Linked DNA regions of Homo sapiens: region 2 is linked to region 1. The links are chromatin contacts, found by Hi-C in ENCODE. All regions are on one chromosome and are shown on one strand. The core of a region is the stretch at or near the end of the contact, and the rest is flanking DNA. Distances in the headings are between cores, read along the strand shown. Region 1 overlaps PARM1 (prostate androgen-regulated mucin-like protein 1). Region 2 has its middle 15 kb from the start of LINC02562.

Region 1 (4,086 bases), core at 607-3,106:
TTGATGGGGTTGCTTGATTTTTTCTTGTAAATTTATTTAAGTTCTTTGTAGATTCTGGATATTAGCCCTTTGTCAGATGGGTAGATCGCAAAAATTTTCTCCCATTATGTAGGTTGCCTGTTCACTCTGATGGTAGTTTCTTTTGTTGTGCAGAAGCTCTTTAGTTTAATTAGATCCCATTTGTCAATTTTGGCTTTTGTTGCCATTGCTTTTGGTGTTTTAGTCATGAAGTTCTTGCCCCTGCCTATGTCCTGAATGGTATTGCCTAGGTTTTCTTCTAGGGTTTTTATGGTTTTAGGTCTAACATTTAAGTTCAACCATTGTGGAAGACAGTGTGGCGATTCCTCAAGGATCTAGAACTGGAAATACTATTTGACCCAGCCATCCCATTACTGGGTATGTACCCAAAGGATTATAAATCATGCTGCTATAAAGACACATGCACATGTATATTTATTGTGGCACTATTCACAATAGCAAAGACTTGGAACCAACCCAAATGTCCATCAATGATAGACTGGATTAAGAAAATGTGGCACAGATACACCATGGAATACTATGCAGCCATAAAAAAAGATGAGTTCATGTCCTTTGTAGGGACATGGATGAAGCTGGAAACCATCATTCTCAGCAAACTATCACGAAGAAAGAAAACCAAACTCCACATGTTCTCACTCATAGGTGGGAATTGAACAATCAGAACACTTGGACAAGGGATGGGGAACATCACACACCGGGGCCTGCCGTAGGGTGGGGGGAGGGGGGACGGATAGCATTAGGAGATATACCTAATGTAAATGACAAGTTAATGGGTGCAGCACACCAACATGGCACATGTATACATATGTAACAAACCTGCAAGTTGTGCACATGTACCCTACAACTTAAAGTATAATAAAAAAAAATTAAAAAGTCATGCCTCCATACACCTTCCCACCCAAAACACAGCCACTTTTCTTTGAAGAAAATAATTAGTATTAGTATTTCCTTGAGAAGATATGATGAAGAAACTGAACCCATTACTTTCTCAGTTAGAGGTGAATGAGCATTGTTTCAAAACACAGTGACATTGCCAGAGATGGTGTGTCCTGCTGGGGCAGTGACAGGCCCACAGACATGAAAGGGACAGATTCAGGGAAGGGCATCTCTTAGACTTAGCCCATGTGTGCAGCCTAAAAGCCTGATAACCAGTTCAATCTGGAATTCCTCCTTGTAAGTTTACAGATAGCAGTGGTTCCTGAAGTCTGGTCAGGTTCAAGCTTTTTTGCTGCAAGAATAGCTGACGGATTGTTTCTCTGAAGAAAACCAGATTCTTGGTTGGATAGAAAACTATATGTTTCCACGTGTATTGTCCTCTATGGGGAGACCACTATTATAGTTTACATCCATTTGATATTTAAAAGAGCTAGTGTTTGGCTTGGTCCTCAGTTTCTAGACCTGCTAGGAGGGATGTGGGGGGCTGATTGTTGGGACATGCAGGTGAGTTCTTATGGTGCTGAGAGGAGGTAGAGGCATTGTAGCGTAGAGAGTCTGCCTTCTGTGCCTCCTGACCTGACTGGGTGTCAGGAATATGGGCAGTGAGTGCCCTGAACTCTGTCACCTTTTCCTGGATTCCATGAGCAACAACCTGGGCCAGTGGCAGAGTTGCAGACAGCCTGATTTTCTGTGTTGCTCACCTATTCTTTTTTTCTGTCCCTGGCCATGTCTTTCCCTGCTCTCAGCTTGTCAAGCACGTGAGAAAACATGTGGCAAAGCTTTGGCAAACTTGGTGAAACTTGATCAAAATGCAGTCAAGCCCTTTCCTGCTGCTGCCAAGTCAGCCGGGAGCATTGCTTGTGGTCGCCTGGCAGAGGCCACACAGCTGCTGAAGGTCTGTGTGCTGAGTAATTGCTACCAGTTTCTCCACCTGTTACGGCCACCATCGTGAACTGCTGAAAAGGCCAGTGGGACTGTTTAACACATATATTAACAAGTGTACTGAGCGCTTTACATACATCATCTTATTTAATTGAAATATAACCTCTGTGAGGTAGGCACCATTGTTATCTCGGTTTCACAGATGATAAGACAGAAGCTCAGAAAAGTTCAGTAATTTCCCTAAGGTCACACTGCTAGCACACGGTACAGCTGAAGCTTGAATGCAACACTGTTTAACTTTTAACCACCAGCTTTTTAATGATTCTATAGTATTGAATTGGGAAATGCAAAGGTGTTTTTGAAGTTTGGGCTCCATGTCTCCTTGGAGGCAGTTGGTAACCAGTTTGCTTCTATCTTTTCTAGTACATTCCCTAGTGTGGGCAACTAAGTGACTTTTTAAAAGTTATTAGACTGTATGAACCCTTCCCCTTCCCTTTAATCTGATCACAGGATTCCTACTGTCTTTGGGATAAAACCTGAGCTCCTTGGCACAAGACATGCCACCTTTCACAGTCTCTCCAGTTTACCCCTCATGAGCAGTGCGGTCTTGTCAGTCTGAATCCCTGTAAGCTCCTGGAGTATCCCATGGCCATCTGCCTCCCTGCCTTTGCACTGCTGCTCTTTCTACCCTGACTCTGCTCTCCATGTCTACCCTCTTGCCATCCCAGTTCTGAGAAATCCAGAGCCTTACCTTCTCTATGAAATATTCTGCAACTTGATAGACACTTCCTCCTGTGTGCAGCCACCTCACTTCACACAGACTCTAATGACAGCACACATCATGTTGAGCCATAGTCTTTCTCCAGGCTTGTACCCCTTCAGGCTAGGAGCCCTGATAATAAAAACTAAACTTGTTCTTTGTGTCTTAGTGCCTGGCACAGAGAAAGTGCTCAATAAATATTCATTGAGTAGAAACATGGATTTTCTACCCTTTGAAAACAGAAATGTTCTCTAGCTTATATGCTGAGTCATGATAGCAGAAATGTGTCCTCCCTGTGATTTGTCTGCAAGCTCCATGAAAATGACCTGTTAACACAAAATTGTGGATGGGCCTCCAGACAGACTTTTGTTATATTTGTTTGCTTGTTTTTACTTTGGAGACTGCAGGGATTTCCTTTCTTTATGCATGATCTAGACCAAGGTCACCAGCTTTTGGTGACCACCTATCAGCTGGGGCAAACACAGGCTAGTTTTAACATCTTTACATTGAATGAATTGAATTTCAGCAGGTATTTAAGAGAGAGAGAGAGAGAGAATGTTAAAATGATAATTATTTATTTACATTTCAAAGCTAGGTTTCAGTGTGTTTTAGGTTGAGCCACTGTTAGGGACCTACAAAAGTTTCGCACCTACACAGTTTCCCAAGTTGTCTTTGGTGGGCTCTGCTGAGGGCACCCAATGCTCCAGAAGGCTCATCTAACATCTACAAAACCATTCCTAATTAGAGTGTGGTCCAACCATATGGTATTTGAAAGCTATCATATGTCAAAACAGAATGTGTATGCCCCAAAACCATCAAACTGTGTCTAAGAAGATACTTGCTTGAAGTAGGAAAGCCATATTCTCCTGAGTATTTTGCTTATGGAAATGAGACATAATTCAATCCAAAAAGAGGAAAGAGCTTCTGTTTTCTAGCCACTGAATCACAACCTGCAGACCTGGTGAATGACTCAATTTCTCCATCCATAAAATCAGTTCTAATCATATCAGCAGGCTCCCCACGGTGCTGTGAATTCTAATGAAAGAATAACATTTGTGAAGAATGCTGTACTTCCTGGGAGAAAAATATGCCATTTTTCTTTTTTTTTTTTTTCCTTAGATGCAACATCTGTCTTTGTCAGTCCCTTAAACTTACTGCTTCTAGGATGGGAGGGACTATAGTGGTCACACCAGAAGGAAGCCGAGCTGAGCAAGGACGCCAACGAATGTCTGAAATCCCAAATGCCCTGTATTGGGGTTTCTCAGGGTGGGGCCATGGAGAGAAAGAGAGACAATGCAGGAGGGCAAGCAGCTTCTCTTCCATCACTTTGTGGTTGAAGGTGGATATGGGCATGGGTGGTGGGGAGTGGGAAGGAGATTTTCCGAAGGACAACATCAGGTTCTCTGGTTCTTTCCTTTCACAGACCCAGTCCCAACATTTGTGGGATCCAGGGCAAGAGTACACACAAA
Region 2 (4,086 bases), core at 593-3,092, 94 kb before region 1:
AGGTGGGTCAGAGCTGAGGGCAGTAAAGGGGAAGGAAAGGATACTCTGGGAGTTATCTTAAACATTTTCTTCCCTCAGCTCACTCTCCACATCCAACCAATCACTCACCCTGACAAAAGAAAACTTAAACACACCTGGTCTGTCTACTCCACTAACCTCCATGATCTTTCCCTGGACCATCGTTAATAGCTATCTAGGGGTTCTTCCCTCTTTCAGTCTTTCCCACCTTGAACCCATTATCTATACCACAGCCAAAGTGAGCATAAATGAGAGAAAGGTGGAGCAAGGTGGTGGAATAGAGAGCTCCACTGATCATCCTCCATGTAAGTACACCAAGTTAACAACTATCTACACGGAAAAAACACCTTCATAAGAGCCAAAAATCAGGTAAGCACTTATATACTTGGTTTTAACTTTTTAACGCTGAAAGAGGCTCTAAGGAGATAGACAAAACAGTCCTGAATCGGTGACACAACCCCTTCCCTCCCCTTTGGCAGCAGCAGAGTGGGGCAGAGAGTGTTTCTGGGCACTTGGGGAAGAACACAGCAATTGTGAGGCACTGAACTCAGTGCTGCTCTGTTAGAGCAGACAGAAAAACCCAGATCAGACTCAGCTGATGCCCACCCACACAGGGAGCATTTAAACCAGTGCTAGTCAGAGGGAAAACACTGATCCCAGCAGTCAGAACTTAAGTGCCTGCAAAACTCACCACTGAGGGCCAAAGGGCTCTGGGTCTCTAAGTAAACTTGAAAGACAGTCTAGGCCGTAAGGACTGCAACTCTTAGATGAATCCCAGGGCTGAACTAGGCCCAGGGACAATGGACTAGGGGGCAAGCAGCATACTGAGACACTAGCTGGGGCAGTCAAGTGAGTGCTGGCCTTACCCCTCCACTAACCCCAGGCTGCACAGCTCATGGCTCCAAAGGAGACCCTATCCTTCCACTTGAGGAGAGGAGAGGGGGAAGTGGGGAGGACTTTGTCTTGCATTTTGGATACCAGCTCAGCCACAGCAGGATAGGGCACTAGTCAAAGTCATGAGGCTCCCATTCCAGGCCCTAACTCCCAGATAACACTTCTAGACACACCCTGGGCCAGAATGAACTGCTACATAAAAGAAAAAGACACAGTCCTGCCAGCATTTATCCCCTGCTAATCAAAAAGCCCTTGCATCCTGAATAACAAGCAACAATACCCAGGTACAACACTGAGGGCCTTGGTGAGCCTCTGAGATTTGCTGGCTTTAGGTGACACTCAGCTAAAGTTAGCTGTGGTGGCTGTGGGGCAAAACTCCTGCTTGAGAAAAGCAGTGGGAAAAGTAAAGGGAACTTTGTCTTGCACCTTAGGTACCAACACTGCCACAGAGGTGGAGTACCAAGTGGGCTCTTAGGGACCCCAATTCCAGGACTTAACTCTTGGATGGTATTTCTAGACCAGCCCTGGGGCAGAGGGGAACCAATTGCCCTGAAGTGTGAGTCCTAGGCCAGGCAGCATTCACCACAAGCTGACTAAGAGAACGTGTGGCAGCTTGGGATGAGGCTCCTCTGCCTTTGTAAAGTGGAGGGAAGAGTGGGAAGGACTGAGTTTTGTGATCTTCAATATAAAGAATACCAGGTAGACTTCTAAGGTTTTTGACTCTAGTCTCTGACTCCTAGGTGGCACCTTTAGACTTACCCGGGACCTGAGGACCTCACTGCCTTGAGGGAAGGGCACACACCTGGCTGGCTTTGCCACCTGCTGATTGTGAGCCCCAGGGCCTTGAGCAAACATAAGGGGTAATCAGGAAGTGGTTACAGCAGGCCTTGGGCGAGACCCAGCACTATGTTGGTTTCAGGTCTGACCTAATACAGTCATAGTAGTGGTGGCCGCAGGGGTTCCTGTGTCACTCCACCCCCAGCTTTAGGTGGCTCAGAAAGGAGAGAGATACTCTGTATGTTTGAGAAAAAGTAAGAGGAGAGAACAAGAATCTCTGCCTAGTAATCCAAGGAATTCTCCTGGATCTGGTCTAAGATCATCAAGACAGCACCTCTATTAGTCTGTAAGAACCACAGTGTTACTGGGCTTGGGGTAACCTCTAAAGTACAAACAGCTTAGATCACAACACCCAAGTCCTTTCAAATAGCTAGAAAGCCTTCTCAAGAAGGATGGCTACAAATAAGGCCAGACAATGAAGACTATAATAAATACCTAACTCTTCAATGCCCAGTCACCAAAGAACATCTACCAGCATCAACACCATCCAGGAAAATATGACCTCACAAAATAAACTAAATAAGGCACCAAGGACCAATCCTGGAAAAACAGAGCTATGTGACCTTTCAGATACATAATTTAAAATAGCTGTGTGAGGAAACTCAAAGAAATTCAATATAACACAGAGAAGGAATTCAGCATTCTATCAGATAAATTTAACAGAGACTTAAATAATGTAAAGGAATCAAGAAGAAATTCTGGAGCTGAAAAATGCAATTGGCATACTGAAGAATGCATCAGAATGTTTTAATAACAGGATGGATAAAGCAGAATAAAGAATTAGCTTGATGACAGGCTACTGGAAAATACAGTCAAAGGAGACAAAAGAAAAAATAATAAAAAAGAATGAAGCATGCCTATAGGATCTAGAGAATAGCCTTAAAAGGGCAAATCTAAGAGTTATTGACCTTAAAGAGGAGAGAAAGAAAGAGACAGAGGTAGAAAGTTTATTCAAAGGGATAATAACAGAGAACTTCCCAAACCTAGAGAAAGATATCACTATCCAACTACAAGAAAGTTATAGAACACCAAGTAGATTTAATCCAAAGAAGACTACCTCAAGGCATTTAATATTCAAACTTTCAAAGTCAAGGATTAAGAAAGAATCCTAAAGGCAGTAAGAGAAAATAAACAAATAACATACAATGGAGCTGTAATACGTCTGGCAGTAGATTTTTCAGTGGAAACTTTATAGGCCAGGAGAGAGTGGCATGACATATTTAAAGTGCTGAAGGAAAAATAAAAACTTTTACTCTAGAACACCATGTCTGATGAAAATATCTTTCAAATATGAAGGAGAAATAAAGACTTTCCCAAACAAAGAAAAGCCAAGAGATTTCACCAGTACCAGACCTGTCCTGCAAGAAATGCTAAAGGGAGTACTTTCATCAGAAAGAAAAGGACATTAATAAGCAATAAGCAAACATCTGAAAGTACAAAATTTGCTGGTAATAGTAAGCGCACAGAAAAACACAGAATATTAGAACACTAATATTGGTGTATAAACAACTCAAGTAGAAAGACTAACAATGAACCAATCAAAAATAAGTACAACAACTTTTCAGTACATAGTCAGTACAATACGTTATAAATAGAAACAACAAAAAGTTAAGAAGCAGGAGGACAAAGTTAAGATGAGTTTTTATTAGTTTTATTTTTGCTTGTTTGTTTGTTTATGGAAATAATGTCTTTGTCAGGTGAGAATAGGGGGTTATAAGATAATATTTGCAAGCCTCATGTATACCTCAAACCAAAAACATGCAATGGATACACAAAAAATAAAATGCAAGAAACGAAATCATATCACCAGAGAAAATCATCTTTGCTAGAGAAAGACAAGAATTAAAGAATGAAGGAAGACCACAAAGCAGCCAGAAAAGAAATAACAAAATAGCAGGAATAAGTCCTTACTTATCAATAACATTGAATGTAAATGGACTAAACTCTCCAATCAAAAGATGTAGACTGGCTTAATGGAGGAAAGAAAAAAAGACTCATTAAAGAACTGGAAAAGCAATGAAAACCAACTCAAAATTAGTAGAAGCAAGAAATAATAAAGATCAGAGCAGAAATAAATGAAACTGAAATGAAAAAAATACAAAAGATCAATGAAACAAAAAGTTGTTTTAATTGAAAAGTTAAACAAAATTGACCAACCTTCAGCCAAATTGACTAAGAAAAACAGAGTGAAGATCCAAATAAAATCAGAAATAAAAAAGGAGACATTACAACTGATACTGCAGAAATTAAAAGGATCATTAGTGGCTACTATGAGCAAGTATGTACTATAAATTGGAAAATCTAGAAGAAATGGACAAATTCCTAGAAACATACAAA

What was found. A loop is a pair of places that touch in the nucleus more often than their neighbours do. Pooled maps may share reads with other maps.
Region 2: a loop to region 1 is called in a map with no recorded cell type, with 6 times the contacts of the local background. The contact joins two enhancer-like sites. A Hi-C loop is called at or near these places in 7 of 37 single-sample maps with no recorded cell type and 4 of 50 pooled maps.

Annotation. Positions count from the first base shown.
Region 1 is chr4:75,002,966-75,007,051 of GRCh38, reverse strand. All of the region lies in intron 1 of PARM1 (prostate androgen-regulated mucin-like protein 1), which reads right to left. Among named protein-coding and RNA genes, the nearest start is that of PARM1-AS1, 35 kb to the right of the region's middle. Within about 2 kb of position 1,856, at least 6 of the 41 ENCODE cell types and tissues checked have a DNase peak (open chromatin) inside an H3K27ac peak, as active enhancers do.
Region 2 is chr4:75,097,232-75,101,317 of GRCh38, reverse strand. No RefSeq gene overlaps it. Among named protein-coding and RNA genes, the nearest start is that of LINC02562, 15 kb to the right of the region's middle. Within about 2 kb of position 1,842, at least 4 of the 41 ENCODE cell types and tissues checked have a DNase peak (open chromatin) inside an H3K27ac peak, as active enhancers do.